Regions from separate parts of the Homo sapiens genome. Here region 2 is linked to region 1. Evidence: chromatin contacts called from ENCODE Hi-C or POLR2A ChIA-PET data. All regions are on one chromosome and are shown on one strand. Each heading gives the region's core, a stretch centred on a gene start or an enhancer-like site at or near the end of the contact. The rest is flanking DNA. Distances are from core to core; before and after follow the strand shown. Region 1 overlaps PLA2G4A (phospholipase A2 group IVA). Region 2 overlaps PLA2G4A (phospholipase A2 group IVA).

Evidence for each region. A loop is a pair of places that touch in the nucleus more often than their neighbours do. ChIA-PET counts read pairs that join two places held with the same protein, here RNA polymerase II (POLR2A). Pooled maps may share reads with other maps.
Region 2: a map of A673 shows a loop between it and region 1 (2.5-fold over the local background). The contact joins two enhancer-like sites. A Hi-C loop is called at or near these places in 4 of 168 maps with a recorded cell type or tissue (A673, Calu3, endothelial cell of umbilical vein and 1 more), 3 of 37 single-sample maps with no recorded cell type and 4 of 50 pooled maps. POLR2A ChIA-PET finds 5 or more read pairs at or near these places in 1 of 52 experiments (SK-N-SH).

What each region holds. Positions count from the first base shown.
Region 1 is chr1:186,840,152-186,845,704 of GRCh38, reverse strand. All of the region lies in intron 1 of PLA2G4A (phospholipase A2 group IVA), which reads right to left. Among named protein-coding and RNA genes, the nearest start is that of PLA2G4A, 14 kb to the right of the region's middle. Within about 2 kb of position 2,974, at least 3 of the 41 ENCODE cell types and tissues checked have a DNase peak (open chromatin) inside an H3K27ac peak, as active enhancers do; they include A673, where a contact is called at or near this core.
Region 2 is chr1:186,972,710-186,978,262 of GRCh38, reverse strand. It overlaps PLA2G4A (phospholipase A2 group IVA), which reads right to left. Exons shown (of 18, transcript NM_024420.3): 16 at 475-670. Among named protein-coding and RNA genes, the nearest start is that of LINC01036, 120 kb to the left of the region's middle. Within about 2 kb of position 3,267, at least 4 of the 41 ENCODE cell types and tissues checked have a DNase peak (open chromatin) inside an H3K27ac peak, as active enhancers do; they include A673, where a contact is called at or near this core.

The DNA of each region.
Region 1 (5,553 bases), core at 1,725-4,224:
TCACTTCTCTCTCTGTGTACAGTGATATGACAAGGGGAAAAAGAGGGGATATTATTAGAGTTGTGGCATGTGGCGGGAAGAGGGATAGGAATGCAAAAGATTCTTTTCTCTTTCCCTCCAACTCATTGTATAGACGCGTGGAGATATTAAAAGGTTGAGCATTTAAGTGGCAGCAACTTCTTGACTGCAGCCAGAATGACCCAAGTTCTAGCCTGTCTCCTCCTTTCTCTATCTGTGGGATCCTGACCCTCAGTTTCCTTGTCTGTACGTAGGGAAAATCGCCCCTAATCCTCACAGAGACAGTGGGAGGATGAAATAAGAAAATATATGTAAATCACCAAGCACAGTACCTAGAAGGCCATAAATGTACAAAATAATCATTATTATTATCATTGTTTATGAAACTGGTGATGATCCCCCTCAAACTGCCTCAACTCATGCAAGTCACAAGTATTTAATTCTATAGAGAGTTTTTGTTTGTTTGTTTGTTTTGTTTTTTTGATGGAGTCTCACTCTGTCACCCAGGATGGAGTGTAGTGCAATCTTGGCTCACTGCAACCTCCGCCTCCTGGGTTCAAGCAATTCTGGGGCCTCAGCCTCCCGACTAGCATGGACTACAGGCACCCACCATCATGCTCAGCTAATTTTTGTATTTTTAGTAGACATGGGTTTTCACCATGTTGGCCAGGCTGATCTCAAACTCCTGACCTCAAGTGATCCACCTGCCTTGGCCTCCCAAAGTTGGGGGATTACAGTGTGATCAGGTGTGGCCTTGGCCTCCCAAAGTGAGGGGATTACAGGTGTGAGCCACTGCACCTGGCCTCTATAGAGATTTCTAAGAAATTCAAGTAGGCAAATTTATTGAGCACCTTTTATAAACACCAAGTACATTTTCATATACAACAATAAATTTTTTTTATTATACTTTAAGTTTTAGGGTACATGTGCACAACGTGCAGATTTGTTAAATATGTATACATGTGCCATGTTGGTGTGCTGCACCCATTAACTCGTCATTTAACATTAGGTATATCTCCTAATGCTATCCCTCCCTGCTCCCCCAACAGGGATCTAGAACTAGAAATACCATTTGACCCAGCCATCCCATTACTGGGTATATACCTGAAGGATAACAATAAATTTTTAATAGAAACACTGATTTTTTGATCCATTAACATTTTTAAAAGTAGAACACATTTGGACACTAACTTGTCCGCTGCCAAATTCAAAGCTTTCTCCACTATACTGGATATGGAAGCATATTCTAAAAGCAAAGAGAGCATTATATTACTATGTTTCCATCATCATCATTCTTATAATGATATATAGTTACTAAGACATCACTAAAGTTTTAAGCTTTTAAGTGAATTTGATGGTGCTTTTTTTGTAAACTAAGGCTATACAAAGAGTTTGATATTGCCAACCGGCACAAAGGAATAAAGAAACAATAGGAATTCAGATGGGTAAATGAGATGCTTTATATTAAAAATGTCTCTCAAACCATACTCTCAGTTTACGACAGGAACACCTCCCTGTTCCCAAGGAAATGTAACAGCATGCCTCCAGACACAAAGGCACAGAATAATTAACTATGTCTGTTTCTTGAGCCTGGAACCCAATGGTATGGAACTTGCCACTAAGTCCCACAGTAGTAACAGGTGGTGCCATATGGCTGATATCCATACTGTTCCTTTTAAGATTTCCCTCTCCATTTGTATTCCTAAGTCACAGCTTCTTAATCTATCAAATTTGTATTCTTCAAATCTCATTATAATTACATAGACAAGTATATATGAAATACCTACTAGAGTTTCAGAGAAGAGAGAGATTCCAGTGGTTTAAAGTAGAAACGGCTTCAGAGAAAATGGTAACTGATCTGACATTTGAAAACGTGAAAGAGCTTAGATCTATAGTAAGAGGAAGTGGAAACATTTCCTCTAGGAAAAGGCCATGACGTTGGAGATACTCCATCCTCCTCAGGCTCTCAACTGGTGCTTTCCTTACCCACACCTCTGCAGGATCATGTCCGCCTGTCATTCAGGGTTCTGCATAAATTCACTCTCTAAAGTCAGTCATCTCTTAATTTATCTACTAGATTAGGACCCTTGTACCTTTCCTTGAAATCTCTTATCACAATATTGTATACTAGACTACCATTATACACGTGTCAGTCTTCCATAGCTGTGAGCAGCACAAAGGAAGTTCTGTCTTCTCCCTGTATTCCTGTTGGGCCCGGAGTGATAATTCAATTACTATTGACTGAAGGATGAATAAGCAAACTGGGGGATTTGCATGATGTACTGGAGAAAACTGTCTAGATCATAAATGTGCTCTTGTCTTAAGAAACAATCAAAAGGAAGTAGATTACATTTATAGAATCTAGAATGTGAAACTGGAATATATCTTAGCAGTTGCTAATATGAACACTTAATTTTGAAAATCCACACTTGTTAAACATTTCCCAAGTACAAGATACTTTAAGTGATTTATATATACCATCTCATTTAATCTTTATAACAAGATAGGGATTATTATCACTACTTTTGAGATTAAAAAAAACAGATTTGGAAAGGTAAGTAATTTGTTTAACTGACAACACAAACTAAGGTAGACTCCCACAACCAATCTCTACAAAAGAATAACTGTCTCAAGAAGAATAAAAAAGTTCCCAGGTCATCTGGGTTAACATGGGCTGAGCTGGCCCTAGAATCCCCTTTCTATGTCATTTTTTCACTCTACAAAAGACCCTGAAGCACAGGCAGAGTTTCTGAGAAATTATACAATAAGCAATAGAGTTATTCGAGTCTTAGCAGGGAGGTGGCATGATGAAAGTGGCACTTTGTGTTAGTTTACGAGGGTTGCCATAACAAAGTATCACAGACCGAGTGGCTTAAACAATGGGAATTTATTTTCTTACAGTTCTGGAGGTTGGAAGTCCAAGATCAAAGTTTGGCAGCTTTGGTTTCTCCTGAGACCTCTCTCCTGGGCTTGCAGATAGCTGCTTTTCGCTGTGTCCTCACATGCTCTTTCCCCTGTGCACAGAGTGCCTGGTGTCTGTGTGTGTTCAAATTCCCTCTTCTTTTAAGGACACTAGTCAAATTGGATTAGGACATGCCCTACCAGCCTCCTTTCAATTTAATGAGGACTTATCCCCAAATACTTTTACATTCTGAGGTACTGGGATTTAGGTTCCAATGTATGCATTTGGAGGGGGCATATTTCAGCCCGTAACAGGTTTTAATGACATAAACACAGCAGTTAAACAAAGCAGCATACAATTGTTAGTGGAGAAAAGTGGTGCTGTAGGAGGGAGGGAGAAAATCGGCCAGAGAAGTCCAGATGTGATATAAGACATGATATGCAGCCGGGCGCAGTGGCTCACACCTGTAATCCTAGCCCTTTGGGAGGCCAAAGCAGGTGAATTGTCTGAGCTCAGGAATTTGAGACCAGCCTGGGCAACACTGTGAAACCCTGTCTCTACTAAAATACAAAAAATTAGCCAGGTGTGGTGGTGGGTGTCTGTAACCTCAGCTATTCAGGAGGCTGAGGCAGGAGAATTGCTTGAAACCGGGAGGCGGAGGTTGCAGTGAGCCGAGATCACGCCACTGCCCTTCAGCTTGGGCAACAGAGAGAGACTCCATCTCAAAAAAAAAAAAAAAAAGATATGATATGCATCTCAACTAGGATGGTGAAGATTATAAAGGAGAGAGCATAGCTCCTTTAAGATGGAGCAGCTACCCTCATCTGATTATTTAAAAAGCTCCCCGCAACCCCTCACCAACATATACATACACACATTCTACATAAACGAAGCACAAGGATAACGTCTAACCACTTCACATTTGGGAAGTACTAATCCAGATAAACCTGTCCATCTTAAGGATCAGGAAACTGGCCAGCCCAGTTTCACATAATGCATTACAAACAAAGCAAGAATGTCTCCTCACTCCCAAGCCAGTGTTCTAGTTTTCATTCCTTGACCACTCTGGTTTGCTGTTATTTTCCATTCTTTCACCTCTTGGTGGTCAAAAACAAGTGGCCATTCTGGCCATATTTTAAGGTCAAGAAATTTTGGAGAAGGAGGAAATATTCATAATCACCACCTAGAAAGTATTTCATTGTACAAATTTGTAAGCTGAGGCTTTAAGATATAAATAAACCTCACCAAGTTACCCAGTAAGGGGAACAGCTGAAACTGAACATACCTCTTCACTTTCAACCAGGTACTCTTTCTTTATACCCTACTGGCATCCTCCCTGCCCCACCCTGCCCCCCACATGCACTGGGGCTAAAAAGGAAATATAGCCAAAATTAAAATAACATATATATAATTTTAGTTTGGCTAAAATCTTAAGTTACCAAGTTACTGTTTGGAAGGACAGAGTAGATCCAAGATATGAATTTGAGGAAAACAAATAACTGAATTTCTCCTTGGGATTGGTCCAATAAAGCTCAAAAAGAATCACTTTCATCTTTTGTAATTTTCTAGGTTTGAATCATAGTTATAAATTGTTTACTTTCAAATATTAGATTGTTTAAAAAATTCCTCTTCCCACACAGACCATTATGAAATAATATCACATTGATAGGTGTTAAATATATGATGTGCATTTTCAGAAAATATAGAAGAATAATGTTCTGACTTCTACTTAAAAGAGACTGACAATGGTGATGTACTTACTGTTAACAGGTTATAAATATATGCAACAAGGTGGCACAAAATGCTAGGAAAAGAAGTGTGTTTTGACAACAGCATTACTTCTACATCTTTTCTCTCTAGACTGGACATTTTGCAAATATGCTCCCCAAGGTAGTATTTGTGTTTTGTTGAGGGTTCCACTCCCTCTTTAATTGCTGCCATTGCTGCCTTTTTTAAGTGACAGAGTCAGTCAAGTTTTCCACAGCATGGAAAGCCATATCTTTTTTCTAAGGTAAACAGTTCAGGGAAAACACTCAGGAAAACCATCAAACTGGCTTAAATGTTTAATGAGAGCCATTTTATTACTGGATAAAATTATCAGCATTTATAGCTTGCTTTGCTTTTCAATGAAAGCAATGACTATTTCAGGCAGCCGGTGAGATTGATCTGACAGTTTAAAATATGGAATTACTATGATCTTTAAGAGGAATAAATTGATGATAAACTATATCATCAGGAATTGCGGAAGCACAGAAGGGTGTACACCTGCTTCCAGGTGTTACTGTAAAGTTCGGCCACTAAATACGAGACCAGCATTCTACAGTTCCTGAACTGGGTAACATGTAATAGGAATTCAGGGTTACCATTTTCTTCTCAGATCATAAGAAGTTTTAGAAATCTTATTTTAGACACTGTGATGGCAATTCACTTTTGAAAAGAACAAGAAACCTAGTCTTTTGCAGGATTAAGAACTCTGTAAATGGAGTGTATGCACTTGAAGGGAGTAGACTTGGGGGTTCTTAATCTTTTTTGTGCCATGGACCCCTTTGGCAATCTAGTGAAGGCTAGGGACCCCTTTATAGAGTATAACATTTTAAAATATATGAAATAAAATATCAGTTTATAAAGAAAGC
Region 2 (5,553 bases), core at 2,018-4,517, 130 kb before region 1:
AAAAGACTATGCCTCAAACTTGATTCTTGTTTTCTGTGAAATACAACATGGCAAACTGAAACTGCTAGCCATTGTGTACTGCTAGATTACGTTAATCTTGTAGTCACGTAAAATTCCCAGAAATTTGCATGATTTTTCTGAAATAAGGGCTTTCTTACAAGGGTGATAGTCAAAATATTTGATTAAAAATCAATCAGAACAAACATAATTCAAAGTATTGAAGTAAAGTCCCAGAGATTTTTGCTAAACTGGTTGTTGACTTTGCAGTTTCTGAACTGTGAGCAAGTCAGGGGATCTTGGGGTAAGAAAGAGGAGAAGTACTTGAGGTCTCAGAATAGTATCTATTTATCAAGGTAAGGGAAGCATTCAATAGTGTAATAGCTGGTACAGCAGTGACAGAGTGAAACAGTTTAATGTCAGTTTCGTCCCCTACTTAATTTCTATTTTATGGAATACAGCTTACTCCCTACTTACCTGGAGCCCTGTACTTTCTGAAGTTGATGTTGGCCAGAACAAAGTGGATGATGGTTGGGCAATCTTTCTCCATATCAGGATTCTTGGGTTTAAAGACATAGCACTCCTTCAGCCCTTCCCGATCAAACACATAAGGATCAATCTTTGGAAAGGGGAGCTTGTTCATTTTAGCCCACTTTTCTGCAAGTAGAAGTTCCTATGGGAAAGATGGAAAGATGAATTTGGAAATTTTCAGTTTTCATTGATTCAGTTGGTCTGACCATAATTCAGTGTTCACTAGGTGTCTACTGTGTGCCAGCAATGTACTCCTTGCTAGGATGAATCACGACCCTGTTCTCAGGAAGTTCATTAATTTCAAAGAAATTGAAAACAAACTCACTATTGTTATGTTAATTCTTGGCACAAGGCTAGCTCCACAGCAGGCATTTGAAAAATTATTGATAAACTGAACTGAGCAAAATTATGTTGAAGAAGCTGCTAGAGAAAAAAAATTATGGGTTCAGAGAATTTATAACCATGTGAAAGTTTTTTTAACCCTTAGGAGTAAAAAAGGAATCTGATGATGCAGAGAAGAATCCTGTTACTGGATTTTTACCTGTATCATCTCCACCAAAGTGTTAAAAAGTACCAGCCAAAACTTCATTCATTTTATGTATACAAAAATATTTGAGTTACTCTGAATCAGCTTTTTGTCTTCTTTTTGTGAACAGAAGTTGAACCTTTGGCCTCAGAGCATTGCTATTACATGTAACGGCCAAGAGAGGACTGTACAGATGTACCAAGGGCTTAGTTAATGGTCGTGGCAAATTGTATGATGGTTTCCATGTATTAGCTCCCTTCCTGGTAAGCTGGTTATACATTCCCGCCAGAATGAGAAGAGAAATAGAACAGAGCCTCCACGGGTGATTTATGACTGCTGGCATGTAAGTGGCCAAGAAATACGTGTTCGCAGTCAGCTACGGAGATTCGAGGTTGGTTTGTCTCTGCACCAAAGCAGGCTAACTCACTGGGGTAAGCACCCCCAAAATTAAATTTAAACTGGAGAACATAAATCAATATGGAGAGATGCAGTGAAGAGACCTCATTTCCATTATGTGCATCTTCAGGGAGAGCAGAATAAATAAGAAGCAGAATATCATAGTGGGAGAAGCACAGATTCTGGGACCAGATGCCTGAGTCCAAATGCAAGCTCCATGGCCTTGGACATGTTTCTTAAGTCAATGTTTCCATCTCAGATTTAAAATGTGGATGATATAAATAATACCTATCTCATAGGGTTGCTATTAGAATTAAATAAATTAATACTTTACAGTGCTTAAAACAGTGCTTACTACATATTAAGTGCTATGCAAATGTTTAATAAATAAATGCCAGTAAAGAGAAGAAAAGAGATGGAAGGAAAAAAGTAAGGAAAACAAAAGAGGATAAAGAAAGGGAAGAGAGATAAGAACATTAGAGAGGAAAATTCCTGGAAAGGGGAAGTTTTGGGGATACTGTCACTAGAATCTTAAGTTCTTTTTAACTACTCTTGTCATCTCGTTGATCCATTCCACAGCAATCAATAGTGGTCGACTAGGTTCCATGTTAGAAGTGGGGACATAACAGTGAGTAAAACATTCATGGTTTTTGTTGTTATGGGATTTATAGCCTGTTGGGCGAGAGATAGCAATCAAATAACCCTTTGTGCTTAAAACTGTGATAAATGCCAGGAAAAAATACAAGGTGAGACTTTGCAGTACACCTGGACAATTTCCTCAGAGTATTTGTTAATTCAGCCAACAATTATCAGTGAGTTATGTTCTAAGCATAAGAGATAGGCTGTCCTTGAAGATTTGGAGTTTATAAATCAACAGAAAAGATAAATAGATATTATAGAAAAGTATGATAAAGGCAGGAAGGTGCTGCACGATTGTGGGCCTGGGTTGTGCAGCGTGAAAGGCCCAGCTCTAAGACAGACACCCTAAAACTTGCTAGCTGGATGACCTGAGACAAACTAATTAGACACCACAGCTCAACAAGAAACAAATTATTTTTGGTGGCTGCAGTGTACAGTGATACTCCCCTACAGGCAACGCAGAGATAATGAGGAACGAACAAACACAGACTAGATTATTCACTATCCCTGACATAGCAGGCTCCCAATCCCATCTCATCTCTATTTCATCTGTTTCTTATTTCTCAGCAATTCATTTTTCTACCTCTGTAAAATAAAGCTAATACCATCGCCTTTCTCATAGGATTGCTGAGAGGATTAAATGATAAAATGTATAAAGACCTCAGTAGTTTACATTAGAAGAAAACAAGTACTTTATCATACAGGCTTACATTCAGAGAAAAATACACTTTTCATTGAACTTTCACTGCTCTTTTTGCTTCTGGAATGTCATGAATTTTATGTTGATCAACTCTCTCAACACCACTTATGAATAAAAATCTAGGAGAACAAAGGATTTAATGTATATGAAAGCATTTGCTTCATAAACTATTATGATAAATACAATTACATTTCACTGAAAATCCCATATGTATGTAAATAATTTCTTGTTTGAAACTTGAGAAAGCTTTTATCACCAATCTCTTCTTTTTTTCCCTCTATTCAGCTAAATTAATCAGCTTGTTATTTCTTGTCCAGCACTGTTCACAATTATTCACTCGTGATTATTCAACATCAAAATAAACCAAAAGTTCACATTGTGGAGCAATTGCGTGAGGGCAAAGAAAAGAAAGAGCTTTCTAGTGTTTACAAACATGACTCAAGGGTATGACCAGTGATGTGTGGATTTTGGGGTAAAATGAAAAGGGAAATACATGAGGTAACAGTGAGGCTATTTTTAGATGGTTCACTTCACGCTAGAATCAGGAAGAGATGGAAACTTTCCCTTTCCTTATGTGATCCTGATGTGGAAAAGATTAAAAACAGATGATTGCAAATACAGTGATTATAGCATGGATAAACCATTTCCTCTCTGATGTCTGGTTTCTCTCTGTAAAAGCTGAGAAACAATGACACAGACTATGAGTAAAGTGCAATAGTTTTTAGAAAGTATTTTAAAAGATTTCAGTGAACAAAAAAATTGCTGCTCCACAAATTACAGCGATATGCCGGAATTGTGTTCTATGATAGCTATCCATTTTGGTTATTGTTTGACACCTCAGATACTTCACACTTCCATAGACTAACTTAAGATAAACTTACATAGTATTAACTAAACTGACTTTCTGTGGGATAAAAATTTGACAGTATCCTTCAAAGAGATACTTCGTAAGATGTCTGTGCTCATTTTGGTGTTTTGTTTGACAGAGTCTCACTCTGCTGCCCAGGCTGGAGTGCTGTGGCCTGATCTTGGCTCATTGCAACCTCTGCCTCCCAGGTTCAATCGATTCTCCTGCCTCAGCCTCCTGAGTAGCTGTGACTACAGGTGTGTGCCACCACACCTGGCTAATTTTTGTATTTTTAGTAGAGAAGGGGTTTCACCATATTGGCCAGGCTGGATGCCCTCATTTTTGAGTACTGAAACACCACTAAGAAGACTTGAAGGAGAGGAATGACAAATAAATACCATAGAAATGAATATTGTAAATAAATGTTATTTGTAAATAACAGAAATATATTCAAAACACAGTATGATAGCATATATATGCCATTTCATTCATTTACATGTAAAAAAATATAAATATATATTTTAAATATATGAAACAACACATTTATTTATTAAAATACGAACACACATACATATATACATAAAATAATAAATTGACTTGTCATTAGAGGAAGTCAGATTTCTTTTGTCTCTATGCAAACCAAGAATATGTGCTTTCTATTCTACAATGTTTCTCATTACATAAAACCTATTTTTAAGATTAGGGAGAAGATTAGGGAGAAGGATGGCATATAAGCATGTAGGTAAACCTCCAGAATCTTAAAAAATTATTGAAGCAAGTAATATAAAATACAACAGATAGAAACTACAAGTTAGAATTAATTATTTTACAGTTATAGTCTCTCTTACTTTTAATAAAAGGCATGCTAGTATTAGGCTTCAAGAGCTTTATAATGCAATAGGCATGAAAATAATTTTCTATATCTAATGTTGTATAGAGTTTACAGAGCACTTTTTAATTCTGGTTAGTTATTCACAGGGATGTTACCATAAACTCACAAAATACGTAAAGGGAAATTAATGTCAACTTAATGTAATATCATCACAAAACATCTGATTCTCAATGTGAGTGACCAATATGAGTGTAGTGGGTTGAATGGTGGCTCCATATAAAATACCATTTCCTAATCCCTCGGCCCTGTGAATATGACCTTATTTGGGGAAAGACTCTTTGCAAATGTAATTTAATTAAGGATTTTGAGATTAGATCATCTTGGATTACGTAGGTGGGCCCTAAATTCAATGACAATTATTCTTATATGAGATACAAGAGAAGACATGCACACAAAAGAAAAGGCCATACAAAAATGAAGGCAGAGATTGGAGAGATGCAACCACAAGGCGAGCAATGCCTGGAACCACCAAAAGCTGGAAAAGGCAAGGAAGGAGTCTACTGTGGAGGCTTTAGAGAGAGGACATCCCTGTTGATGCCTTAATTTCAACTTCTGCCCTCCGAAACTGTGAGAGAATATATTTCTGTTGTTGTAAGTCACCATGTTTGGGGTAATTTGTTACAGAAGTTCCAGGAAACTAGTACAAGAGATAAAACTGGAAGTACTACATTAAATGCTGTGCACTTTCCTTCACCAGCCATTGTGGATTGGTGCCCACAAAGCTAATGCTTGGACTGATTTGGCTGTGATGTGGGCCAACCTAAGCATTATAAGTGAATAATATGTGGAGATTCTAAAACAGGTCATGCCCTCGTTTCAACAAATAAATCAGGTGATTGTGGAAAAATACAGATACTTTTTCCGTTTTTAGTGGGTTTAAATGGAATTCTGACCCTAAATGAAATGTAGGCAGATCAGTTTAATTTAGATACATTACTTCCATCATTTGTGAAGACTGCCTCATTTCAGATTTTCCTTTCTTCTTTCTTCCTTCTCTCCTTCCCTCATTTCCTCTTTCTCTCTTT